7 separate regions of the Mus musculus genome follow, and regions 1, 2, 3, 5, 6 and 7 are each linked to region 4. A link is a loop called in an ENCODE intact Hi-C map of the cell type or tissue named here. Cell type or tissue: heart. All regions are shown on one strand.

Region 1 (4,000 bases), 100 kb after region 4:
ATTGAGACTTCAAGCACATGCTAATACAGAGCTGAAGTTAGCTGAAATGAACCCATGATGACATTGAATAAATCACTTGTTAAGTCAGTGGACACACAGCACAGTATAGACCTTTCAACAATAAAGGTTGTATTTAATGGATATAGCTGCCATGGGCATGGTGTTAGACGTCAGCGTCACCATTTGTATCATCACTATCATCTTTATCTCATCATTGCCATCATCATCATCACCACCATTTTCCAATTGTCTCATACAAATGACTAGCATTCACTTACAGGTGGCTACAAGCATTAATCTAGACTCTTGAGTGGAATATTAGTCAAATTATTCAAAACCGGGAACTGTTCAAAAAATATTGAGAGGCAGAAATCCTCTTTGAAGGTTGTTCTTTGTTATATCTCAATAAAAGAGCTTTAGTTACAAAAAAAAATATGTGTGCAGAAGCACAATGATAAACGTTTGACATCAGTTTTCATTATGAAAAGTAGTCTTCGGGTTTGAATTTCCTTGGCATGATTGAGTTTTTTAGCCATTGTGGTTCAAAGGTGAAGCGTATCTAGTTGGCTTGCATGTGCTAGCATTTGATTCCCAGACTGTGGTGCAGATGTGAAAGTTTGGTGACACCTTTAGCAGCTAGGACTTGCTAGAGGAAGTGGCTCACTGGGGTAGGACTTCGGGGTTTATATTCAGTTTCTACTTCCTGTGTGCCACCTCTGCTTCCGACTGCAGTCTCTTCAACCTCCAGTCAAACCGTGTCTTCCCACCATGATGCGCTACATCAGCCCAAACTGTCCACAGAGATGTACTAATCATGACCTTTGTGGTCAGGAGCAGAGGAGAGCCAGAAGGGATGAGTAGCTCTGCTTTAATAAAAAGAATAGTTGCTTTAAAACAAAACAAAACAAAACAAAAATATATAGCCTTTTAAGCTTTCAGCAGAAATAAATAATGAGAAGATTTAATTGAAGAAAAAGACACTATTAAAGTCCAGAGGATATTTGCCTAGTGGTACGGCTGACAATATGTTCCACACTTACAAACTCCCCAGGAATATCCCCAATCAAGACCTCATTCCCAAATCCAAACTGATCAGCAAGTACGGAGCAATTTTAGAGTTTCAAGGTTGAAAGAGCCACTGTGGTAAAGAGACTCATCCCAGCTTGGGTTGTACTTGGATGCCTATGAATGCAGCTTCTAGAATCTAAGGAAATAGGAAGAGGTAGATGCAACTCCTGCAGAGAACACAGGAGGCTGGGGCGTTGATCCCAGAACTACCCCATCACCCTCAACAGCATTTACCAACCACATTCAGCGTACAAGTCCAATAAAAATACTGTGAATAAGATCTCTTTTTCAAGCATAAACTTTACTTTGTCCATTTGAAGTAGGAACCATGTCATTTTGTTTATTTCATAGTAAAATTTATAGAAAGAACTTGAAATTTGTCCTAATACCCTCAGTTATAGAAGTATAGAAGGACAAATTTCACTACATATTCAGCAACTGTTCTTTCAGGTGAGAATGGCCAGTGTAAACATCTAGCTTGCAAAATCAAGTAGATAAAAGTGACTTAGACAAGTAGTGGCACTGACCTCATTAAGATACTTGGCTATTTATCAGGAGGTGATACTTGAGTGAGTTTATCAGCACACTGGACAGATAGTATCACCTTAATTGGACTCAAGTAACAGTGAAGGGCAAGTTTGACCAAGGTGTTCTTGATGAGATATGTGGATAAGGGACATGTCCTTAGACTCTGACACCAGATGGAATGTTCTGAAAACTGTCTAAATTGAACAAATTATTAGAGCATGTGAGCAAGGATAACATAATCCTCATGACGTGTTTCCTTCATATTCTCTGGGGTGTCTACCTCACCCGAGCATTTCTCCAGTGGATGTATAAATAGTCTGTCAATGGTTAAAGCAGCCTGGGAAATAGCAATCCTGGCTCCTCTGGCTGCTTTTCCAAATTTTCTCTGCACACAAGGGAATGCAGCTTGCTTTTAACTTGGTGTCTGCACAGCAAACATATTCCTCATAGAAAACACGTGTGGGAGGTCATATTTCCTCGTCTCAGCATGTGTCAGGCCTCATGGAAAAACATAAGAAAATGAAAACAATTATTTCACCTTGGCTAATTCATGAATTTCTCCCAATACAGTTTGAATTTCGAATTAGATTTTTTTGTGTGTGTGTGAAGAGTGAATTCATGAGGACATTGGCTCTCTTTGTGTTTGTGTGTGTGTGTGTGTGTGTGTGTGTGTGTGTGTGTGTGTGTGTGTGTAGGGGGGTGTATAAAAGTAATAAATTGCAATAGTATTAAAAGCTTTTTCTCTCATGTACAAATATTCCTGCTATTGTGACTAAATTAAAGAAGAAAACATAGTGTTTGAATTAAAAATGAGATTCTTTTTGGATGGATACTCAGTGCTGAGCAGATTAGGAAACAAAACTCTTATTGATAGTCTCAGTTTTCTAAGCTTCACCTAAGCATTGCTTAGGGGAGTTGTTTCCGCAGACATTGCCTCACATCAGCTACCTCCCATCTGTAGCCCTCTGTCCCCTTTCCTTCAATGTTGATTTTTTTTCTGAGTAGACATCATATGAGAAACTCTATGATGAATATTGTCAACATATTCAAATAGATACATTGCTTCCTAGGCTGTGAACATAGGTAGGCCTCCTTGAGGATAAAGGTTCTGGAGTGTCATTTAGGCTCACTGACATTTTTACCTGAACTGTATTAACTTAAAAATTAACAAAATTACTGGGGGTTTTCAAATAAGAGGAAGAAACCATTTCTGAAATGGGGATATTGGTGTTCAGAAAGGGCTTAATGTTATAATGCTAATAAATGTGGGATCTTTACCTTGAGCCCTAAGGCTCTCTCTGAAGCACAGTTCTCATTGTATTCCAAGTTCATCTTTAGTCCTACTCCTTCCACACCTAATAGTTGCTTACATTTCCACTGTGTCCATTAGATCCTTAAGAAGGGAAGTATTCAAGAATGTCAGAAAGGCTGTATCCTATGCTATATTCCAGTTACATCTGGGAAATGAGAGAGAATGGCTTTCCGGTCCCTCACAAAGTGAACCAACATATACTCTCTGAAGGCCAAGATAAAGCTTCCCTCAAATAAATTATATACTGATGTCTGTCGGTATACAAGACCCCAGACTTTGTCTCTCACAATTGATACAAGAGGCCTTTCTTTGAGGTATGATTGACAGCATTTCAGTGACCTTAAATTACAAAGATATAAACATTCATTGGAATGTGTGTACTTATTAGAATAGCATTGTTTCTTAGACAGCATGATATATAATCACATATGTTGCCATGAATTAGTTAGCCAGAAGATGAAGATGATCTATAAGCCACCAGGATACTGTAAGAAGAAAGCACTCGAAGCACAGAGTGTATATGTTAGAATGTACCTGGTAGACAAATCCCCCAATAATGATGGATGTGACTTTTCATGATAAAGTAACATTTTCATCATTTGTAAGTTCTATTCAGTATTAGGATTATTTCAGTGGAATGCTCTGAACTTGAAGCAACACATAGATTGCTTTTTATGTTAAGTATACAATATGGAGCAAAATTTTTAAATTTTATTTTAGGTGTAGTTGACAAGTGGAGATGACTCAGACTAATGGGATATAATATGCTAGATGAATATATCATATCGGGACTAAGTCAGGGTAATTAGCATATTTGCCATTGTAAACATTTAATATTTCTTTGTGAAATAAGACATTTCATTGTTTATGATCTAAGTTTCAATAGCTGGAAATTTAGGACAGTAATATTAAATAAGGAATTGTCAATGAAAATCTTTTCTACAAATCATTGCATACGTCACAAGATAGCTTCTCCATTAAGGGACTCTGTTCTTTGATCGTCGTTGTTGGTATAGATCTCATCACTCTCCAGGTTAGATTATGACTGTGTCAAAAGTTTATGTAGTGTGAGTTAAGTGAAAACAATTATGA
Region 2 (4,000 bases), 190 kb after region 4:
TCACACCAAACAGAAATTCCCTCACCTGTGTACCCTCCATTTCTGGACTGTAGTTCATTCCACATACAGTCAAATGGACAACCAATAGTCTTCACAGCCATCATATAGGTATTACTGAAAAGGAATGCTGGGTGAGATTCCCATAGATGCTGAGATCCACAGTGACATACGTCAGAGGAAACAGAGTGATTGAAACCATTATTTAGGTTCATGGGTGAGATTAGGCTATTAACTGATTCCCAGGAGAGGGTTGCAGTGGTGAAGGAGCTAATGAGGTCAACTTCTGTGGATCACATACCTAGGAGAGCACACCACAGAGATAAAGTGCTAACCCAGAAACCCACAACTTCAGCACTTGCTTAGATTCTGTTCTGGAGAGGAATAGTTTTGATCACTATGCAGATGTCATGCCAAAGGCAATATGCCAGTGTTGTTGGTTGGGTATGCTGTTCATTTTCCAATACCTGGTGTTTGGTTTATTTGTTTTCTGTTGTTTGTTTGTTTGTTTTTGCTTGTTTGTGGATTATTTTGTTGTTTTTGTTTCCTGTGCTGGGAATCCAACCTAGAGCTTTGTGCATCCCAAGTAAGTATGTTAAACACTGACCAGACCTCTCTGTGCCTCAACCTTATTTTGGCATTACTCTAAAAAGAGTTATTCTTTTAAAAGTACAAAAGTAATCTTGTTCACACTTAAAAACTATAGGGCAAATGTGTATCATAATGGTCAAGATGTCTACATTCCTGTGTAAAACCAGTAAGTTCAGCTCCAGCAGGGTGTAGGATACTTCATCCTTGGCTGGATGCATGGTTCTCAGCTCACCACAATCCTCCTCACTCTTGGGTCTTTACCTCTACTTTATTATCTGACCAAATCCACGGGGCTCTAAAGACCTTGACTACAGAAATTGAACTGTGTTCTCTTTCATAGTGTACAATGTGGTTCTTCAAGCTCGAGGATATGGGATGCAACAAAAACAACAACAGCAACAACAAAAATGGAGTTTTCACTGAAACCTTCATTTGCATATCACTTCAGAAAAGCTATGTCAAGAAACAAACCACCAGTAATTAGGACTGACAGACAAGCAGACAAGATAAAAATGAAATGAAATCGGCATTAGGAAGAAAAGTGGGAAATGCTCATGTGAGAGCCAAGGCTAAGTTGGATATGTAGTTCTTCATAATTTTGACTCACTTGAGTTTTACTTATGGATTTAGGAGTTAATTGAAAAATAATTATTATTATCAGTAATATATAACTCACATTGCAGTTCATCAAATTACTGTGCCATTTGTTTCTTTGGAATTTTTTTCTTTTTTTGATCACCAATTTTGCCATACCCACACTCTAAATGCTAGTTCTCCTGGGCTGATTTCCTCTATTATTGGGGGGAAAGTGCTAAAGGGCAAGTTCATTTTATCACAGAGAGTTCAACAGGGTGACATTCTTCTCCCATTTCTGAAAACCCAGAGCCACTTTGCACCCAGCTTGACCCAACAGCTGAAGCTCTTCCGCTCTCACTCCCAAATCTGTTTGCGTTTGGCTTACGTTCCTAGCTCTTTGGTGTGCTGGTGATTATACTTGTCTGGGAGGCTTAGGAGCTATAAAAAATCTGGACCTCCTCATATTTCAGAACAAGGAGATAAGGCTTGAGCTCCAATTTGGAGCTGCACAAACTCAAATGGTGCATGTAAGCCCAGAGTTAGCAACAGCAGCCTGCCAGCTTGAATCCACTTCTCCAAAGCTACATACCATATGGTCGGCTACAAATTGAAACCCAAACAGGCCAAGATGTTTCACAGAAAACTCAATCGGACTTCTGTTAACATATGTGCTTGGCACCCAGAAAGAGAAATATTGGTACTTGGAACTTCACAATCCCAATTGTAATCTAACTAGAATATTTCTCTTTTAGAAATAACTTATCCTTGAGATGAGTAGAGCTCACTGGTAGAGTGTTTCCCTACTACATGAGAGGACTACAGAAGAAGGAGAAGGAGGAGGAGGAAGATAAGGAGAAAGAGGAGGGGAGGAGGAGGAAGAGAAGGAAGAGGAGAAATAACACAAAAACAGCTTAACAATCTGACAAATCCAATTAAAAGAATGATTAAATATCACTATAATGTTTATTTTCAATGGACAGAAAAGTAGAAGTTATGAAAAAGTTTTAATTAAAATTGTTTTAGGAGATATAGATAAAAATCCATGTTAGATACATTTAAATAATAGAGAATGTGCTACTGTTGAAACTGCTAAAGGCATAAATTATTTAGCTAGATTAGCAAAACTAATGATTATTGATAGCTAGCAATGAACCGTCCTGACTCTGAGCATGTGAACAATGTAAAAACTGGTCTTCACTAGACTGATAGAAACTTCCAGCTGTGATATGCTTTAAGACAACTATCACTATTTAGATGTGTTATCATGTCCAAGGATGCGAGTTTTGAAAGCTTGATCTTCTTGTAGAGATGTTAAGGAATGAGATGCTTAAAAGAGTTGGTGCTTAGTGACAGATACTGAGACCATAGAGGCAATCTGACCATGGGAGGCATCAATACGATTTCCATGGGACTCTCATTAGCTCTCACAAGAGAGTAATTATGCAAAAATAAGAAAGGCCCCTTCCCTTTCTTTGACCCTATTTCTGAAGATGCAATTGTTCTGGTAACCAGGACTTCATGGCATGATGTGCATGCTATGAGGCCCTTGTTAGACTCTAAGTAGGCACTCATTGCCTCAGATTACCTAACCTCTATAACTGCAGGAAATACATCTCTGTTGTATAAGGAGTATTTGTAGTATCATGTTGCAGCAGTCCAAATGAACTAAGATGGCAGGTAATCCATTATTGAGACTTGCAATTGTATTTGAAAGCATTTAAATGCATTGTTTCTCATTGACTTAGTAACATAGGGCCAATGACATCCTTCACCAGTGACTTTATGACCACCATTAAACATATTACATCATTTCTGGGTAGTTTTAGGGGAAGAAGCTATCTTGCTGGAGATAAAGTTACTTTTTAAAAGTAGTGCACACATTTAAAAGCACTAAAAAGTCAGCTGAAAATATTTGAGATTAAAATAACAAGAAAAAGGAGCTTCATTTTACTAAGTCCTGAAGACATTACATTTCTTATTATTTTCCAACTCCTGATGAAAATCAAGCTTTTCTATCAAGCTTTTCCACATCTTGAAGATGTGGATTCTTCCAAAAAATGTGTTAAATTTACCTTTACTGAAAAGGAGTTGTGGTGAATCTTTCCAAATGACCATAGCAATAAGATGTAAATGACCACAAAGAGTGGTAAATTACAGTTATACACGGAGCAAAGACTCATCAGTTTGTCCTCAAAGTCACATCAGGGTTCCCCGGATGAAAGGGCACAGGGACCCATGAGCAGGAAACATGTGCTTTGAAAACTGGTTTGAGTCACCAGGGTGAACTTCAGCCTGGGAGCTTAGAAGATAATTTGTTTAGTTTTAGCACTTAATGAGATAAAAGTTGATGTTTTTTTGCAATGTGTCTGCCCTGGAAAATAGCAACTGGAAAGTGGGTATAAATGCATAAAAACAAATGGAGCCAGAATGAGCATCTCAGCTTGACTGGAGCTGGTAGAGGGCCAGGGTTTCCTTTCCCTTTACATTCTTGAATCACTACCAAAGATGAAAAACTGACACCCATAGTTTTGACCCGCCCCTGCTTCCAAAGGAAGAGCCAGCTTAAAACAGCAGGAATCACTCAACATTCTTCACTGAAAGCAGTCTCAGAACCTGCCTGCATGCTCTGTTTGCAGCTTCCCCAGTCGACACTCTGCAAAGCAAGCATTTGATAATATAACATCAAGGCAGCCACCATCTACTGTGTGCACAAACTCAAATCACTTCAGATAACAGTCTTACTGGAACTTCAGCTTTTAAAACATACACAGAGCAGATAAGGTCTCTATTTCTACATCAATAAAAACAAAACACCAACACCAAGAAAAACCATATG
Region 3 (4,000 bases), 170 kb after region 4:
TAGATGTGCATAGGGACTTCTGGAATGCAGATACTGAGTGCCCTGTTACAATGCTTATTGATCATGGGGAGAGACTTCTAAGCATGAGCAGATTTGAAAACAGCAGAAACAAATGTGCAAGTCACTCCATCATCAATATTTGACTTCTGAATAGAAAAACGATTAATTAATGTATGACAGATATTTACGATTTTTTCAAGCGAAGTACTGTTATTTATTTGTATTTTGATTTATAATTTGAAACCATCTTCCCAGAAGAATAGTAAATATTTTTCTTGACATATAAGTTGAAGCATCTATTGCAGAAACATACAAATATGAAATATTACGTGCTTTTCTGCAGGCTTGAACTATTTTTTTTCAGGGTGAATTTTAAATAGATCATTAGTGTTTTCAAGTCTGCTGAGTGATGAAAGGTTCACAGGATGATTGAAGGTTCTTTCAGCTTTCTGGTTTTATAGATCATAACATCATGCAGGAGGAATTCTGGTTAAGTTTTAGATTTAGGAAGGCTGGAAGTTTAAAGAGGTGAAGGTGGTTAATTTACAGTATGAAATCTATATTAGGCTAGATTGTCCATTAGCTACAAAAGCTACACAAATATACAATAAAAATGGGCAATATACAGAAAATAGTGGTAGACTGTGGCTGTCATCGTGTTTGACTCTTTCAAATGAATCAGCACCATGATGAATGAAGGATTTGATGAGATGTGTCCTGTCAGAGTACCAGTGTCAGGGAGAACGCAATGGTTGAAACTGTGAAACAATTCCGAGAACACGTAAGTACCATTTCACACACACTTTTCTTTAATGATTGTTATATTTATTTCCATATTTTGAGATGGGGAGCATTTATGCCAAGGTCTAGTTGCGGAAGTCAGGATCCCTGTAAGAGCCAGTTCTCTGCTTTCACGATGTGGTTTCCTGGGCTCAAACAGAGGCATTTAGTTGGGAGTGAACACCTTTCTTTACCTACTGAGTCATCTCGATTGCCTGACATTTTTCATGTGAAAATTTATGAAATCTTCTAGTAAGGTTTAGCTAATGGGACTCTGATAAATATTCATCCATCTAGCTTAGCAAAAAAGCAAGCCTATTAATACGTTCTATTATGCTGATGGAAAGTGCACACATAGCAACAGCCCAAAGCATACAAGTGGGAAGGCATTTGCCTTCCAGTAATTTATTTTCACTCCCTGGTCTACAAATTAATAGTAAACAAAATGTGTCTAGAAAGAATATCTGGTTAATGCAGTCCTCCTTTGACAGGCTCTGAATACTAATGAATAGTTATTAACAGGGATATTTTAAATAGTAGCTACCTACCACATTTTTGTTATATAATTAGCTGCATTTTATGTCTCAGACTAGTCATTTAAATGGTTTTGTTTAGAAAAACATGTATTTGTTAAAAACATTAATACTCCAAATGTGGAACCTCTAACCTACACAAGCCTATGTGGTTGTTATTCACATCAGTTCAACTCTTATTAACACTGTTCATGCTTTCCCTTCAGTAAGAGTCATATTGCTGAATTTATTAAATGATCAGAGCATCTCCTGGGTCGAAGATGATTAGGTCCTTGTTTTGTCACTAAAAGACTTAAGGGATGTTGCTAAATTGAACAGGCTGATGTATTTTGACTTAAAAACGAATGGGGTATTAGAAGGGCCTACCTGTTAGGATTTGAGTGAGTTCCAATGTTTGTAAATGCCTCCTTACAGTGATAGCTGTACTTTAGTGTTGGCTATAGAGAATACAAATGAGCCTTAAATACATTGGTCCAAAATGTTAAGAATTCAAATTAACAGAGACAACTGAAGTATTAAAACCTTTGAACTTCAAGTAAAGAAAATGAAAAAAGTATCATTTTCAACTTCAGATTGCTATTACAAAGGTCAGTCCAGTGTGTAAGTTTGTTATCTCTCATTCACTGTGATGTATTTAACAGACAAGTTCTGGTTTTGGTAAAGGTCACAGTAGTCACACATGTCAAACCTCATTAGTCTTACTTGGCTGAGACAAAAGTTACCTGCATAACTGTGTGCTTAACACAAGATTGCTTGATTTCCTTGTTAAATATGTCTCTTAAATTTCAACAATTCTTGAAAAAATGTTTTGTTTCAAGCAGTGGATTTTTGTGAAGCTCTCATATTATATGTTTCAAGCTGAACCGATTTCTGTTCTGCCAGCTTAGCCAGCCTATCTCATTGCAACTGCATTATATATACAGTGGTGCATATCTAGAAGGCTGAGAGAGAAGCGTTCACACAGACCATAGCATTTCTCAAATTTTTATGAGGAACTTATTTTTCTCTCTCTTTCATGGAACCAAAAGTTTGTGAATGTGGTCACACTGTTTTATGGTAATTGGGACCAGCTGTTACACTTTGTGGTTTCTGAAAGCCTCTGTCTTGCCTTCTAGCTATTCTGACTCTGGGCAGGCCTTAATAAACGAAATTAAGGAATGTGCAAGCTTGAGTGGCTGCCACATCCTTCTTCAGAGGGCTTTAATTCAGAGCAGACGTTGGAGGCATTGCTTTTCCATTGCCATTTGTCTACAACCCACATGCAGATAAAACAATGACTTTTTTGTTCATTATTAGTGGCTTTTGAATTTTTACTATCCTCCTTGCTCTGTTGAAATGTGCCATCTAATGACCTTACCTACAACAAGGCCAAAAATTTGTAAATATACACAATACTGTCTGGTAGTTTACTTTTATTTCCTTTAAGTTATTCTTTTGATATAACATGAGAACATAGCACATATTACTTCAGACAAAACTTGTTACATCAGGGAGATAAGATGACATTCTAACATTTAAAGCTCTTTCAAGATGACACACTTGTGTCCATATTTGGTTAAGATAAGAAAACTTGTAAGAGGTCAGATAAGGACTCAGAGGTTGGAAGTGACAAGTATTTTTAATCTCAGTGTCCCATGGTGGGACATAGTGTCCCAAAATCAAGTCACTCACATCTGTGAGAACTGGACCTTCCATGGCAAAGAAAGATCTTGCAGGTGTGACTAATCATGTGTTGAAATGGGAGTTTCTGGGATGTCTAATGGGCATAGTGCAATCTCAAGAGACTTGGAAGCATAAAGAGATGAGAAAGGCATCTACTGATTGGATTGAAGATGGAGTTAAAGGTAGACAGAAGCAGATTCTCCCCTGAAGCCCTTACAGGGAAACCAGAGCCCTGTAGCTCAATAGAGTAATAGTAAGATTGGGACTCCCCTCCCCTCTCCTCCCCTCTCCTCCCCTCTCCTCTCCTCCCCTCCCCTCCCCTCCCCTTCCCTTCCATTCTCTTCTTCTTCCTCCACAAATGTGTGCCCCATTCTAAATTACAGATTTTTAAAAAAACATTTCAAAGTTCCCAGAATCTCTCAGTGATAATATTACTATTTCCCTGCTTCAGATTTATATAGCACAGGGATTATCCAAGAAAACATTTGTGTCCCTGAATACTGAATTCCTGCTATGAAAGTAAAGACCTTTAGATAACACATAAATACCATTCAGAAGAGGTTAAAAATTCTCCCAGTCATTATTTTTGAAATTAGAATTGTTAGTTTGATCTCATCTGTCTCTCTGTCTATCATCTATATATTATCTTTCATCTTCTTACTTGGTTCCCTAAAACAATTAATGAAATAAATCATACCAGAAAAACAAATGCCTTTTAGATCCAGGCAAAAAAGCTTAGAGTAATATTTCTCACTAAAAATAAACATAATTTTCTGGGCCAATCCTTCACCCTGATCAGTACACGCCTAGTCTCAAGCCACATATGTGTATAGCTTAAGGCTGAGGTGGGTCTCTATGTCTTTAGTGAGTTATCAAATTCGCATAGGTGACTACTAAGATCACTAAGGATATATAGCTGGTTAATAAATGCTTTCTATAGGTTGTGATGAACAACATGTATAATTTTGCTGAAAGAATCAGTTCTCAGACCAGAAAACAAGCTCTACCTGAAGACCCAGCTATAC
Region 4 (4,000 bases):
AACTCAGTAAAATACACTGTTAGTTCAGATAATGAGACAATGCCAGAAAGCCAGAAAACTGCACAAAGTTTTCCAAAGACAGCATGCAATTGGAGTGAGATTCTCAAGAGCCAGGGTGTTGATTTCTCAGGAGAAATTTTAACAATGAGAATAGCTGGGTCCCTTTAGGTTTTATTTTTTCCTGTCTCAGCATCTTACTCTGAGAAGTGCAGGGACTCTGATTAACAGCCCCGTGTGAGACATCACACCTAACACCCGCAAGTGAATTATTTATAAAAATAGAAATAAGCCAGACGGTGTACTTGAGATAGGTCCACCCTGTGGCTTGAGTTCTAGTGGAACTGCCTACTGTCATCTATCAACGACAACCTTAAAGGTGTGATGACTGTGCAGCCTCTGAGCATCAGCATCTGGCTTGACCAGGCCCTGTAGTGTCTGATCTTACCTCAACAGCAGGAGTGGCGTGGGTGAGTTCTAATGAAAAATTCTCTGGCACGTGGTTTGATGAGATGGTCACCAAACTGTTGAGTGACTGGTGACTGTTGTGACTCTGGCGGCTGCCCATTTGTCCCCTCTCCAAGGTTGGGGATGAAGATGGGGAGGATCTGTGGTGAGATCTGATGGGCAGAGTGCCATTGATGGTGGGTACCAGTGTGATGTCTCCTTTGTGAATCTGCCTGGATGGCCTTTTAGGATGATGCTGGTACGTGGATTCTGCCACCCTGCAGTTGTAGGATCTGGTGTCTTTCTTTTCTCTATTACACCTCGTTGCAAACAGGACCATAATAACCAGCAACACAGCACAAATTGCTCCCAAGGAAATAATTATGATCATGGACACATCCAAGGATGCGCGGCTGACAGAGGTCATGGCTGTGCTTGTCACAGATTCTGCATAGTCAAAGACCATGCACCTCAGAAGGACTTTGGTGTGCAGAGGAGGACTGCCCTTGTCCTGGATGATAACTGAGAGTGCCCATTCCGCAGAGGGAATGGATTCCATGCTGACGTTGGTATGAATGTCACATGACCTAGGGTCCATGATAAAGATGTTTTCCTCATTACCAGATACTATGGAGCAGCTGAATTCAGCATTGGCACCAGAGTCCCTGTCGACCACCCTTATTCTTGTGACATGAAAACCACTTTCAGCTCCTTTGGGGATGGATATTTCTGCAGTATTATTGTGCATTGCAGGCCCTATAACCACAGGGACATTGTCATTCTCATCAATGATGGTCAGCACAACGGTGGTGTTGCTGGAGAGTTGCTTCTGACTCCCTCCATCCCTGGCTTCCACCACAAAAGTGATCTGACTCACTTCTTCATGATCAAAGATCCTGAGGGCATAGATGGCGCCATTAGAGGGGTCAATGGTTACATACGTGGTGATGGAACTTCCCAAGACAAAACTCTCCAAAATGGTGTATGTCACATGTCCGTTTTCACCAAGATCTGGATCAGTGGCTGTAACTGTGGTGATATACGCCCCTGGTGAATTATTCTCTGAGATGACAAATTCATATCGGCTCCTCTGGAAGCGAGGTGGATTGTCATTTATGTCATTGATTTGAACAGTAAAATGTCTCACTGAGGAGAGGCTTGGTGTTCCCTTGTCCTCAGCAATCACAGTCAAACTATACTCAGATCTCTTTTCTCTATCCAGAGTGGCATTGGTCAAGATCAAGTAGTTATTTTCATATGTCTTCTGAAGTTTAAAATGTCCATGCCCATGAAGCTTACAGATTATTTCCCCATTCAGCCCAGAATCCTTGTCTTGAACCCTGACGATAGCAACGAATGTATCAATGGGATCCCCTTCAAAGACATAAGATACTTCTTCTTTTCCAGGGGACATGAGATTTATGCTAATTTCAGGTTTATTGTCATTGACATCCACAACCTTAATTATAATTTTGCAATGAGCAGGAATGGAATTGGGACCCAAATCTTGGGCTTGAACGTCTATCTCATAGGACTTGGTGATTTCATAATCCACTGGCTTGAAAAGAGTCAAGTGGCCTTTTTCTGAGTCGATCTTAAAAGTCTCTATAATTTTGGGAGACACATGACTGCTGAAAGAATACACAATTCTCCCATTAGCGCCCTCATCTGGATCGGTGGCATTTAGATCAAGGAGCAAGGTTCCAACTGGGGAGTTTTCTAAGAGTTGTATTGTGTAAGAAGGCTGCTCAAAGGCCGGGCTGTTGTCGTTGGAATCCGAAATGCTGATTTTCAGGATGGAGGAGCCAGACCTCTGAGGCACTCCCATGTCGGAGGCGGTGAGCTGAAGCTCGTAGCTAGCCTTCAGCTCCCGATCCAACTCTTTCACCACTATGAGTTCAGCGTACTTGGCCCCGTCTGTCCTGGTTCGCACTTCGATATTAAAATAATCATTAGCAGAGAGCGAGTAGGTGTGGAGGGAATTTTCCCCAACATCTGGGTCGAACGCACTGTCCAGGGGGATACGAGTCCCAACTGCTGCGCTCTCCGATATCTCAATGGGAATGACGGGTCTCGAGAATTGGGGGGAATTGTCATTAATGTCCAGCACGTCCACTTCAATGTGGAACAGCTGCAGATGCTCGGTCGGCAGAGTGAGCACATCAAACTCTATCGAACAGTTCAAGTTTTTTTGGCATAGTTGCTCGCGGTCAATTTTAGCCCCTATGCTGATTTCTCCGGTATTCTCATTTACGACCAGGAGAGGAGAATTCCCCCGTGGCATGGCTCGAAAACGAACAGCAGAAGGATTTGGTAGCTTCAATAAAACATCAGCCACATCTTCTGATAGTCTAGCAATTACCGATCCGACCCTCTGCTCCTCATAAATCCTGTATTTCAGATTCTTAGCCAGGACATCGTGGCTGAAAAACGCCATCAGAAGTGCAAGTGCAAATCTAAAGTGCATTTTAGTATTCATTTGGTGCATTGGTCAGTTGCTAGATTCCCTTCTCAGGGCGAGTTAGAAGAGCCCAGCAATCCCTTCAACTTCCTCCCAGCCACTCAGAGCTCTAAGCCACATCGGGTCTCAGAGTCTTGAAAGCGACTCTTAATCACACAGCAATTAAACAGCTCGCAAACTTCAGTTTTCATACACACCGTTTGGCGACTTCCAGATAGGAGCGTGAAGTCCCTTCCTGGTAGGGGTGGCCGCTGGTCCTCCTGGCTGGGAGCAGCGTGTCACCTCGGCCTGGCTCCCCGCGTGGACTCCGTCCCCATCTATTGCAGGGTGCTGGCGGAGTCTGCAGTCTGTGTTTCCCGGGCGATTCTTGATTTTCCCCCCTTTCCTTTTCTCTGCTCCGCTGCAGACTAAACACCGGTGATTGCTGACTCCAGTCTGAAAATCTCTACAACTTCACTTCAACTCAGACAAAGCTCTTTGCCTGGCGTGTGTTGAATCGCTTCCAGCCAATCAGCGAGCTTCCAAATCCGAAGCTGCTGGAGTCACCGGAGCGAGGGAGGGCGCGCGTGGAGGGTGGGAGCGGGAGGGTGGCGGGCGCGGGTTGGGGACCCGCTAGGGGCGCGGGAGCGCGGCCGGGGGTGGGGTTCAGCCCTCCCGCCCCTCCTCCATCTCCATCCACTTTCTCCAAGCGTGCCGCGACAAAGGGGAGACAAATTACAGCAGGAGAGCGGTGTGGGGGTGGGGAGACCGGGAGGGAAGGAAAAAGAAAGGAAGAAAAAAACTTTAAATCAACTTCTGGTCGCCTGTATTTATATATGGCACATTAAATAGTTCTTGTTTTCTTAATTGATCTTTTCTTCTGCTACAAACATGTAATCATCTTGCTTTTTTCAGGGTTCCTTAACTGCTGGTTTCACTTAAAATACCTCCAAGTGAATTTTGTCGGTGGAGGAATTTAATAAAATGGGGAAACTTGCTTCTAATTATGCACACACCCCCTCCCCCTCGGCGGGTCTTTTCTCCTCCAAGGAGCAGCAAGCCGATTTTCTTGGAGCTCTGTTTTAAAGAACAGCCCAAGTGGAGAGGTTTCATTTT
Region 5 (4,000 bases), 110 kb before region 4:
CAAGGAGCTAAAGGGATCTGCAACCCTATAGGTGGAACAACATTATGAACTAACCAGTACCCCGGAGCTCTTGACTCTAGCTGCATATATATCAAAAGATGGCCTAGTCGGCCATCACTGGAAAGAGAGGCCCATTGGACTTGCAAACTTTATATGCCCCAGTACAGGGGAACACCAGGGCCAAAAAGGGGGAGTGGGTGGGCAGGGGAGTGGGGGTGGGTGGATATGGGGGACTTTTGGTATTGCATTGGAAATGTAAATGAGTTAAATACCTAATAAAAAATGGAAAAAAAAAAAGAAATATTGATCTCAGTTACGTGAAAAGATCATATGAAAATCTTTCAACTATTTTAATTGGCTTTGGTATAGGAGTTAGTCAATTGCCCCTTTTCTTTGCAAGCATAGATTATATCTTTGTCTAGCAGAGGCAAATGTCCACTTAACACTCAACTGAGATGGCATGAGTAACAAAAAGACCCGAAGGTTTTGTTTTCCAGTTTTCTTTGGCTAATCAGGATACATTTATTCTGGAGAATATTCTGAATAAAATATTTTTTCTTCAAAGCATGAGTTTAGAGCAGCTGCTTTTCATGGTACACACCTGCAAGGTATTACGGAATGATGTGTTTTTAAAAGGAGTGCTTCAAAATCCTATGTTCAATTTGTGCCTCCCAGCTCAGACTCACTCTCTGCCTGCTGTGTGTTCAGCAGGCCCTGCTTACTGTCTCCCTGACCCTGGTTGCCTAGTTACAAAATCCTCTTTGTGATTTGTGAGATGCTCATCCTGATTGAGAGCAATGGATTTATTTATTTTTTTCCTAAAGTAAACTTAAGAGAGTTTCTATTTCAGAGTGGAACATATTAAAACCAGTAAACCTTGCCAAATTTAGACATGTAGTTCCCACGGAGAAAACTTATCAACTAGAGTTTTTGTCTCTTCCAAATTCTTTCTGGTCAATAGGGCCAAGAGTTTCCTTCTGGTTCTACAGAAAAGTAACTTCACGTAGCTCCTAAAAAAGGATAGATTATAAAATCAAGTTTAAATATAAAAATACATTACAAAAATTTAGTATATTTTAAGTGGATTGAGCATCTCTCTAGTTTTCTCATTGTTTCTATAAATGAACTTGAGAGAAAATACATTGTAAGTAAATTGCCAGGTTGAAACATTTCAAATAATACGTTTTTTGTTTTGTTAATTAACACAGTGCATTTCAAATTTCAAGCCACATAGCTCTGTGCTAGTGTCCAAGCAAACTGCTTATCAAACAAGTATTTATAGAAACCACTTATCTATCTAATTTTTTCTAAGGCATTTTTTTTACCACTAACAAATTCAAGTGGAGTTAATGCACAGTTTCATGATGATTTCTGTGGATCACAAACACACTAATATAGTAGTGATTGTTGATTACAAGAGTTTGGGTGCAATAACTCTGAAGATTTCTTAAAGAGATGCCAACTGGCAAGCGGAGCTAAGTACCACAGTCCAGTTCTGAAATAACTAGCCCATTATGTCATAGGCTCCGCTTGCTCCTCTGACACTTGAGCGTGTACACCCACTGCAGTCAGGATAATTGGTACCAGCTGTTTAACTGTTGATCTTTTTTCTTTTAACTTTGGCCAGGAGCCAAGCTGACTTAAAAGCCAGGATTCTAAAAAGAGCCTGAAGACTCCTGCCAATGTATATGTATGTTTTTGTTTCAAGCTGCCTTGCTGGAGTAGTTCATTCCAAGGCCATGATGGAGAAAAGACAGTAACACAGATGCAAGTGAAAATAGGCTGTCTAGCTTCTAAGAGTCAGAGGGAAGCCAAAATGTGTGACTCAAACATCTCATTTTTCCACTCTTTTCTTTCCAGAGCAACAGTTTCCACTCACTGGTGTGACCAGCAATTTGTTTTTATCCTCCAGATATTTTCTGTAACAGAGTTTTGTGGTGAATGTGAATAATGGGTTCAGGGTCTTAAAAATGTAGTTTCCTCCTCTTTTTATTTATTTATTTTTTTTGTCAAGCCATTGAAGAAAAATTTATCTTGACAACCAGCAAATATGAAACAATATCCTTCCCCTAATCCCTAAAGTAATAGACCCAGAAAGGATAGGATCGGGTACCTGATGCCCCTGATAGAGTATGAGAAGTGTATTCAAAGATCCAAACAGAGTTAGTTACTAGAAAATGTGTATTGGTGGTGACCTTCTCAACTACTACTTAAAGCAACTGCTTTGTAAAACATCATAGTTAAAACAAACTGTAAAATTCTAATTATTAAAAGTATGATAAAGCATTAAACTGGATTTTAGTGTTCTGATAGTATTCAAGTTTCATTTCGGGTAATAGTAAAATCCTAGTTGTAAGAAAATTATTAGAGCATCTTCAGAAAGTTAGAAAAGTGGGTGGGTGGGTTGGTGGGGGAGCTCCCTCCTGGAAGCAGGGTGGAGGGAGGATGGGATAGGGGGTTTGAAGAGGGGAAACAGGGAAGGGGGATGCCATTCGTAATGTAAATAAATAAAATAATGTATAAAAATATAGAAAACGAAAAGGAATAACATGGCAACAGGAAAATCAAATCGTTGTAAAGGTTGAAAACACAGATATGAGTAGAAAAATCAGGGAACTAATGCAAATATTTTCAGAGTCTGAGAAAAGAAAGAAATGTTAAAAATAATATGAAGGGCGGTGGGCAGCCTCTGACCGAAACTGGGCCTCAACCAGATGGTGGTGGTGAGGCACAGCTGCCAGCCCTGGGGCTCGATCCTCCGGCTGTTCGGGCGGCCTGGGAAGTGGCTTTGCTGCGCTGCTCTTCCTGGGCCCTTCTTGGGTTGTGTATGGGACCAACTATCGCCAAACCATCTTCATATTTATCAGCAGTTCTGGCGGTGAGCAAATCAACCAGGTGGCCCTGGAGGCCTGGCGCAGCCTCGGGGACAGGGAAGATATCAGCCTACAGGAGGTGGAGCCAGTAATCTCCCGAGCTGTGATGGATAACCCTCAGCATGGCTTCTGGCGGTCTGGCATCATGGAGGAGCACCTGCTGGATGCTGTGGTGCCCTTCCTCCCACTCCGGCAGCATCACGTGTGCCACTGTGTACTCAAGTGGTTCAGGCTGTGCTGGACAGTACCACCTACTTCCCTGAGGTAGAACAGCTCTTCTCCTCCAATAGCTGCAAGACAGTGGCCTCCCGACTCACATTTTTCCTCTGAGAAACCCAGGTTGCATCACTGCCTCCTCTGCCTAGACAGAGCAAACACGAAAGGCCTGGGCGGCTCTTGGAAGAATTCTTTCCTAAGCTGATTGGCAAGTGGGACCCAGAGCACAACGCTAAGATGAAGAAAGGTCTAGAAGCACCTTTGCTAAGAAATTCCTGGGTAACCCAGAACCTCACAGCTGTGCCACTGCCCTGCAGTCTGAGCCTGAGCCTTCTCAATGTGAACTGCATGCAACACAGGGATGAAGGATTGTGAGTGCTTCCAGCTGGGGACTCTTACTGGCACGCTTGTGTGGCTCCTTTCCCAGATCTCAGCCCACAGCCTCTGGCTGGATCTGGCAATCCAGCTAGGCCAGGCTAGCCCCTCACAGTTTCACCAAATGGAAGGACTCAAGTACTACATGGGCCTGAATTTCAAAGTTTTTAATTTTGTACAAGAGACCAGAGATAATCAACTTAGCCATGGTATTAGAAAAAAAAAATAATACGAAGAAAAAAATCAAGGTTTGATGATGAAATTGAAGGCAAGCAAGATGTTAGTCCATTCCATATATTAAATGACATACTTCTTACTTGTTCAACAAATGTTTCTTGGACACATGATACATATTAATACTCCCGGTGAAAAACAAAAGCATATTCAGATATCACAGATATCCCTCGAAGGGAGAAGAGAAGTCTTGCCATCAGGTAATATTCACTATTGTAATACTCACCAGTATGGTTGGATCTCATCCCAGGACAACAAAAATGTTTTCCAATTATAAGTCATCGGAGTCTAGTCTACCTGTG
Region 6 (4,000 bases), 250 kb after region 4:
CTTTTTTGTGAGCGGTCCATAGCCTTAGTAATAGTGTCAGGCCCAGGGACCTCCCCTTGAGCTGGATCCCACTTTGGGCCTGTCACTGGACCTTCCTTCCTTTCTGGCTCCTCTCCATTTCCATCCTTGTAATTCTTTCAGACAGAAATAACTATGGGTCAGAGTTGTGACTGTGGAATGGGAACGTCATCCCTCACTTAATGCCCTGACTTCCTGCTGCATGTGGGCCCTCTACCTGCAGTTGGGCATTTCATCTAAGGCCCCTCTCTTTGAGTCCTGGGAATCTCTGACCACCCAGGTCTCTGGTGCATTGGGGGTGGGGGTGGGGCAACCATTCATTTCCTGAGGTTGTCTGTTTACATTCTTTCTGCTTGTCCTTAGAGCTGCAGTCCTTTTCCCTCACCCAATACCAGATCAGGTTCCTCTCTCCCTCCCCCTCCACATCTACCCTGTCCACTCCCCCCCCCCCCCCAGGTCCCTTCCTTTCTCCCTACTCATGATTGCTTTTTTCTCTCTCCCAAGTGGGACAGAGGTGTCCTTACTTGGGCACTTCAGCTTGTTGAGCTTTTTGAGTTCTGTGAACTGTATCTTGTGTATTCTGTACAGTTTTGTTGTTGTTGTTGTTGTTGTTGTTGTTGTTGATGTTTGTGGGGGTTTTAAGGCTAATATCCACTTATTAGTGAGTATATACCATGCATGTCCTTTTGGGTCTGAGTTACCTCACTAAGGATATTTTCTAGTTCTGTCCATTTCCCTGCAAAACTCAGGATGTCCTCATTCTTAATAGCTGAGTAGTATTGCATTGTGTAAATGAACCACATTTTCTGTAGTCATTCTTTTGTTGTGGGACATCTAGATTATTTCCAGTTTCTGGCTATCACAAATAAGACTGCTATGAACATAGTGGAACACATCACCCTGTACCATGGTAGGGCATCTTTTGGGTATATGCCCAAGAGTGGTATAGCTGAGTCTTCAGGTAGATCTATTTCCAATTTTCTGAGGAACCTCCAGGTTGAGTTCCAGAGTGGTTGTACCAGTTTGCAATCCCACCAGCAATAGAGGAGTGCTCCTCTTTCTCCACATCCTCTCCAACATATGTTGCCACCAGAAGCTTTGATCTTAGTCATTCTGGTTGGTGTATGGTGGAATCTCAGGGTCATTTTGATTTGCATTTCTCTGATGACTAAGGACTTTGAACATTTCTTTAGGTGCTTCTCAGCCATTTGAGATCCTTCAGTTATGAATTCTTGGTTTAGTTCTATACCCCATTTTTTGATTGAGTTGTTTGGGGTTTTTTTGGTGATTAACTTCTTGAGTTCTTTAAATATTTAGGATATTATCCCTCTTTCAGATGTGGGGTTAGTGAACATTTTTTCCCAATCTGTAGGTTGTGGATTTTTCTTATCAAATATGTCCTTTGCTTTACAGAAGCTTTCCAGTTTCATGCGGCCCCATTTGAAGACTATAAATTACCAGCTCTTAAGCCTACTAAATGCCTTGACTCCTGGGCTGTTTAAGTTTCACCAGCCTCCTGGGTTTGAGGATTTTCTCACCTACTTCAAGGAGACACATAGGTATAGATCATGCCCAGCAATCTGATAGGTTTTGCCTCCATGGCTTGCTTAACTGATTTCTTGCAGTATACAGATCACCTCACAGTGATCTGGGCTCTATCATTGATGCCTGAAAATGTCCTACAGACTTGCCTACAAGCCAATACTACGGAAACATTTTCTCAACTAAAGAACTTTTTTTTCTCCCCCTGTAACCAGACAGAAACCCCTGTGGAGTGATAGGGACACTAACGTATTCACAAAATTTTAGACTATATATCCAGAACAACTGGAGCAGGGGCTATCCTAAAATCTGTTACCTGTCTGTGGGATATGTTCTTCTAGCTGGGCTGCCTTGTCTGACTTCAGTGTAGGCAGCCAACGCCTAAAAGATGGTTCCGGTTTCCGGTACACCTTGGCCATAAACAACACCACTGCACAGGTGCTAGCCCAAATCTGGCGCATACCCCTCCAGAGTGGGTGCATGCTAATGAAGTGTCGACAGGCCGACCAATCCCAGGAGGACACATAGCCCTCCCCAGTGCTGGGGTGTATATAAGCAGTCCTCCCTGGGTGCCCGGGGTTCCCGTAGCAGCATCTAGGCGTTCCTGCAATAAAGCTCTTGAGAAGAATCCGACCATGTTGTGTCTTCCTTGCCGGACAAGGTGGGTGTGGCACTTCAGTAGGAGATGTGCCTAGCCTTGCAGAGACTTTATAATCCTAGGATGGAGGGATACCTTTGGGGAACTCCATCCTCTCAGAGATGACAGGGAGGGAAGGATTATGTGAGGGTGTGACTGGGATTGGGGGCACTGATCAGCATATAGAGTGAATAAATAAAATAAAAGAAATTTACAAAAAAGATTCTTTCTTCCTATATGACCCGAGCTTGTATAAAGTTATAAAAGATAGCAAGCTCACATATAGAATTCCATGTTCTATCTCTGTGACTCAACTTTGGTGGATCTTCCTCTCACTTTCAGGCTATCATTGCTTAAAATAAAAAAGATGGTATTTTTTTTTTAATCAGAGAATATATAAATTCTTGTTATTTATTTATTTATTCATTTAGTTTTAATTAGATATTTTCTTTATTTACATTTCAAAAGTTATCCCCTTTCCTAGTTTCCTCTCTGAAAATCCCCTATCCTCTTCCCCCTCCCCCTGCTCCCCAACCCACCCACTCCCTCTTCTTAGCCCAGGCATTCCCCTATACTAGGGCATAGTACCTTCACAGGACCAAGGGCATCTCCTCCCATTGATGACCAACTAGGCCATCCTCAGCTACATATGCAGCTAAAGCTATGAGTCTTTCCATATGTCTTCTTTGATTGGTGGTTTAGTCCCAGGGACCTCTGGGGTTACTGGTTAGTTTATATTGTTGTTCCTCCTAGGGGCCTGCAAATGCCTTCAGCTCCTTGGGTACTTTCTCTAACTCCTCCATTGTGGACCCTGTGCTCTGTCTAATGGATGACTGTCAGCATCCACTTCTGTATTAGTCAGGCACTGGCATAGCCTCTCAGGAGACAGCTATATCAGTCTCCTGTCAGCAATCTCTTGTTGGCATCTGCAATAGTGTTTGGGTTTGGGGGTTGTTTATGGGATGGATCCTGAGGCAGTTTCTGGATGATCATTCCTTCAGTCTCTGTAACTCCTTCCATGGGTATTTGGTTCCCCATTCTAAGAAGTATCAAAATGTGCATACTTCATCCTTCTTGAGTTTCATGTGTTTTACAAATTATATCCTGGGTATTCTGAGCTTCTGGGCTAATATCCACTTATCAGTGAGTACATATCATGTGTGTTCCTTTGTGATTGGGTTATCTCACTTAGAATGACATCATCCAGATCCATCCATTTTAAGAATTTCATGAATTTATTGTTTTTAATAGCTGAGTATTAGTCCATTGTGTAAATGTTCCACATTTTCTCTTACACGCGTTCGCGACCGGCCAGGAAAGACGCAACAAACCAGAATCTTCTGCAGCAAAGCTTTATTGCTTACTCAGGAGCAAGAGAGGAAGAGCACGGCAGAGAGAGGCAGAGAGGAAGAGAGAGAGAGAGACGCAGAGAGAGACGCAGAGAGAGAGGCAGAGAGAGAGAGAGAGGCAGAGAGCAGAGGAAGAGAGCAGAGGAAAAGATGAAGAGAAAGAGACGAAGAGACAAGAAAGAGAGTGCCAGAACCCCGTCCCTTTTAAGGAGAATTATCCTCCGCCTAGGACGTGTCACTCCCTGATTGGCTGCAGCCCATCGGCCCAGTTGTCATTACGAGAAAGGCAGAGCACATGGCAGGAAAACTGCCCCTGCACATGTGCAGATTATTTACTACTTAGAACACAGCTGTCAGCGCCATCTTGTAATGGCAAATGTGGGTGCGGCTCCCCACAATTTTCTGTACTCCATTCCTCTGTTGAGGGACATCTGTTTTTTTTTTCCAGCTTCTG
Region 7 (4,000 bases), 320 kb after region 4:
GACTTACAGTCTGCAGTCCAACTCCCAACACTGGTTAGCAGCAGCTGTGAATGGAAGTCCAAGGATCTAGCAGTTGTTCAGTCCCACAAGGCAAGAAGGCAAAGAAGAGAGAGTGAATCTTCCTCCTTCCAATGTCCTTTTATATAGGCCTCCAGCAGAAGGTGTAGCCCAGGTTAAAGCCACCACACCTTTAATCCCAGATGACCTTGAACTCCGAGATCTTTCTTACTTAATCTTCTGGAATTCATAGCCACTATGCCTCAAGATCTCCATGCTAAGATCCAGGTCAGACACTTGTTTCTCCCAGCCTCAAGAATAGGATCAACTGATGAGCCTTCAGTTCTGGATTGTAGTTCATTCTATATATAGTCAAGTTAACAAACAAGAATAGCCACTACAGCCCTCATATTTGATTACAAAACAGACATGCCATTGTAATGGTTATTCTAAGAATCTCAGGTCTCAATGGTATGGAAACATTGCTCCCCATTGATTCTCTGATTTGTCAATAAAAGCTGATCAGCCAGTGGCTGAGCAGAGGAAAGAATAGGGTTGGACTTCTGATACCAGCCAGGGGAGGAGAGGGAGAGGAAGAAGAGAGGATTCATCACTAGGAAAGGGTCCAGAAGCCACCAAGGGAACACACCTGAAGCAGAGAGAGCCAGATCAATACTAAAATAACTAAAATGCACGTATCCTGGAGATTTTAGCTGGAGGTAGCCAGGCTATTTTAGAGGATTGAAATAGACTAATACTGCTCAGCTGCTGTGATGTAAAGCTTGACTAAATAAACGTTTTGGTCTCTGTCTCATTTGTTTCAGAGCTAGCCAGGATAGAGAAAAAATTACCACTTTTAAAATTGCACTAACAATGTTTAAGTTTCTTGTCTCTATATAGTGAAAATGCTACTCTGTCCAATTCATTGTTCAGTGAGGTCATGTTGAAAAATTTTGACAAGCCCAGAGTGTAATACCCCCATTTAAAAAAAGAAAAAGACTTAATCCCCAAATGCTACAAATCAAAGCTAGTCTTCCATTTACCTAGAGCTAAAATAGTAATGAGTAAAATTCTGTAAATATAGGCTAAACGTAAAAATGTAGGCTAAATAATAAACCACATTGCATTTGTGACTTTCACATTTTTAACACCACAGGTAACTAAGAAAGTGAACTCCCAGAAATGTAATAGCCTCTAACTTAGCAAAACTGGCCAATGACTGAAGGTTTAACACATGGTATTCATTGGAACATAATCATTGCACATATAAGAACTTCATAGAGACTATATCTCTTATATATGATATGTGCTTGGTCATGCCCATATTCTCCTTTTCTACAGCTTTCCCCCTTTCTCCATCTCAAGTCTCCCTCCTTCCCTTAGCCTCTCTTTACTTCCATGCTGTGTGGTTGCATGTGATTGTGTGTTGTATATATGTTGTGTGTGTGTGTGTATGTGTGTGTGTTATGTGTGTCTAGCCTAAAATCTACTTGAGGGAAAGATGCCATTTGTGTCTGTGAGTCTTCCATGCATTCATTTCAACAAATATAATAATATATCCAATTGCATTCATTTTTCATAAAATGTCATAATTTTATAATTTTTTTGTTGCTTAATATAAAACCCCATTGTGTATATATACCAGATTTTTCCTTAATTGTTCATTTGTCATTGTTTTTTAGGAGGGTATATCTCTTTTGAAAATACCTAATAATTTCGTTATTGCTAAAATAAGAAAATACAGTTCAACCGAATGTTAAATTACAGTTGGAAGTTCATCTTTCAAATATTTTTTAACAAAGTACTGACCCTAGCGACTGGTGAAGCAAAAACCTATAACAGGAGAAGAGGATGAACAAGTGAAGCAGCGCCTCCTAGTGGTTATAATTGGGGAAACTGCGTGCACAAATTACAGATTGAGGACCTTGACACCTGGGAAGCCCGTTTGCAGAACCTGGCTTAGACCTCAGGCATATGGGGGAAGAAAGTTAGAAACAAAGGACTGAGTGCACAGACTTCCTCCTTCAAGGCTGCCAGGCAGGGAGCATGTTTGTCTGCATTGTATCTGAGAAAATTCTCCTCCCTCTTCGCTTTATCAAAAATCATGTGTGCATTTATATGTCTAGGTCTTTAGTTTGATTGCATTGACCAACACATGTGTTTTTGTGCCAATACCATGTGGTTTTTATCACTCTAGCTTTGCAGTCCAACATGAAATGGGAGATGGTAAAACCTCCAGCAGTTATTTTATTATTCCGAATTGTTTTAGCTACCCTGTGTTTTTTGTTTCTCCTTATACAGCCAAAAAGTTCCCTTTTAAGATCTGTGAAGAATCGTTGGAGTCTAGGTGAGGATTGCATTGAATCTGTAAATTGTTTTTTGGTAGAATAGCCATTTTTCTATGTTAATCATACCAATCTATGAGCATGGGACATCCATCTTGGAGGCTCTTCAATTTCTCTTTTTCAATGACTTGATGGTTTTACCTTACAAGTCTTTCACTTGTTTGAACAGAAATACCCCAAGGTATTTTATATTATTTTAGGCTATTGTGAAAAGCGTTGTTTCCCTGTTTTGTTTTTTCTCAGACTGTTTGTCATTTGTATATAGGAGGGCTATTGATTTTTGTGAGTTATTTTTGTGTCCAGCTACTTTGCTGAAAGTGTTTATCACCTATGAAAATTATTCAATGCATTTAAGGTCATGTATAATATCACCTGCAAATAACGATACTTTGATTTCTTCTTTTCTAATTTGTATCCCCTTGCTCTACTTCATTTGTTCTGTCTAGCTAAATCTTCAAGTATCATATGCAATTGATAGGAAGAGTGGAAACCATTGTTTTATTCTTATTGTAATGGACTTCCTTTGACTTTCCATTTAAGTTGGTGTTAGCTATAGGCTTGCTGTAAACTGTCTTTATTATGTTGATCAATTCCCTATGTATTTCTAATCTCTCCAGTACATGTATCATGAAAGTAGTGCTATATTTTGTCAAAGGTCTCTTCAACATCTAATGAAATGATAGTGTGGTTTTTGAATTTCAATTACTTTATATGGTAGATTATGCTTACCAATTTGCATATGTTGAACCATCCCTGCATTGCTGGGATAAAGTCTATTTGATCATGGTAGGTGATCTTTGCCATGTGTACTTAGATTTGGTTTGCAAGTATTTTATTGTAAGGGAAACAGGTCTGTAAGTCTTTGTTGGATCTTTGTGTGCTTTCGATATCAGGGTGATTGTGACTTCATAAAATGAAATTGGCAATGCTCCTTCTGTATCTGTTTTGTGTAATAATGTGAGAAGTATTTGTCAATAACTGTTTTTTGAAAGTCCAGTAGAATTCTGAGCTAAAACCATCTGTCTCTAAGCTTATTTTTTTTGAGAGTTTAAATTAAACTTTTAATTATTGTTTTTATTTTACTAGGTATAAGAGGTCTCTTTAAATTTCTGTCTGATCTCGATTAAACTTTGATAAGTGGTATGTATTAAGGAAATTGTCTACTTCTTCTGGATTTTCCAATTTGGAGGAGTACAGGTTTGTAAAGTGTGTCCTTGTCATTGTCAGGATTTCCTCAGTCTCTGTTCTCATGCACCTCTTTTCATTTCTAATTTTATTAATTTGGATTCTCTCTCTCTTTAATTAATTTAGATATAGGTTGACCAATGTTACTGATTTTATTGAAGAACCAACTTTTTGTTTCATTGAATCTTTGTAATTTTTTTCTTTTTTATTTATTTCAGCACTGAGTTTGATTATTTCTTGATGTCTACTCCTTTTGGGTATGATTTCTTATGTTTGTTCTAGAACTATCAGGTATACTGTTATTATTATGAAATACTCTCAATTCATTTTGTAGGCACTTAGTGCTATAAAATTTCCTCTTAGATCCTCATTCATTGACTTTCAGCATGCTGTATTTTCATTTTCATTCAATTTTAAAAGACTTTAAACTCTTTCTTATTTTTGTCTTGACATGTTTTTCATTCAGTAGAGGA

The links. Hi-C counts contacts between places; a loop is a spot of excess contacts. Peaks named below come from ENCODE experiments on the same cell type or tissue, not always from the same donor. Only the 100,000 strongest peaks of a DNase experiment are listed, where the experiment ranks them.
Region 1: a loop joins it to region 4, with 2.1 times the contacts of the local background. A loop is called at or near these places in 2 of 42 quality-filtered maps.
Region 2: it touches region 4 in a loop (2.4-fold over the local background); 2 of 42 quality-filtered maps call a loop at or near these places.
Region 3: a loop joins it to region 4, with 2.5 times the contacts of the local background. A loop is called at or near these places in 3 of 42 quality-filtered maps.
Region 5: it touches region 4 in a loop (6-fold over the local background); 6 of 42 quality-filtered maps call a loop at or near these places.
Region 6: a loop joins it to region 4, with 2.9 times the contacts of the local background. A loop is called at or near these places in 3 of 42 quality-filtered maps.
Region 7: it touches region 4 in a loop (7-fold over the local background); 8 of 42 quality-filtered maps call a loop at or near these places.

The regions. Positions count from the first base shown.
Region 1 is chr3:49,855,038-49,859,037 of GRCm38, forward strand. No RefSeq gene overlaps it. Among named protein-coding and RNA genes, the nearest start is that of Pcdh18, 100 kb to the left of the region's middle. In heart, no CTCF peak of the experiment used is centred here; a DNase peak (open chromatin) is centred at 1,964.
Region 2 is chr3:49,943,343-49,947,342 of GRCm38, forward strand. No RefSeq gene overlaps it. Among named protein-coding and RNA genes, the nearest start is that of Gm40042, 81 kb to the right of the region's middle. In heart, no CTCF peak of the experiment used is centred here; a DNase peak (open chromatin) is centred at 1,589.
Region 3 is chr3:49,926,689-49,930,688 of GRCm38, forward strand. No RefSeq gene overlaps it. Among named protein-coding and RNA genes, the nearest start is that of Gm40042, 98 kb to the right of the region's middle. In heart, no CTCF peak of the experiment used is centred here; DNase peaks (open chromatin) are centred at 2,483 and 2,993.
Region 4 is chr3:49,753,933-49,757,932 of GRCm38, forward strand. Pcdh18 (protocadherin 18) reads right to left here and starts at 3,384. Exons shown (of 4, transcript NM_130448.3): 1 at 446-3,384. The coding sequence starts at 2,932. In heart, CTCF peaks have their summits at 2,110 (motif pointing left) and 3,574; DNase peaks (open chromatin) are centred at 2,329 and 3,429; H3K4me3 peaks cover 3,965 bases; H3K27ac peaks cover 1,920 bases.
Region 5 is chr3:49,640,927-49,644,926 of GRCm38, forward strand. It overlaps the pseudogene Gm29741. Among named protein-coding and RNA genes, the nearest start is that of Gm23096, 16 kb to the right of the region's middle. In heart, no CTCF peak of the experiment used is centred here; a DNase peak (open chromatin) is centred at 1,555; H3K27ac peaks cover 2,286 bases.
Region 6 is chr3:50,005,855-50,009,854 of GRCm38, forward strand. No RefSeq gene overlaps it. Among named protein-coding and RNA genes, the nearest start is that of Gm40042, 18 kb to the right of the region's middle. In heart, no CTCF peak of the experiment used is centred here; no DNase peak of the experiment used is centred here.
Region 7 is chr3:50,075,289-50,079,288 of GRCm38, forward strand. No RefSeq gene overlaps it. Among named protein-coding and RNA genes, the nearest start is that of Gm40042, 51 kb to the left of the region's middle. In heart, a CTCF peak has its summit at 1,881 (motif pointing left); no DNase peak of the experiment used is centred here.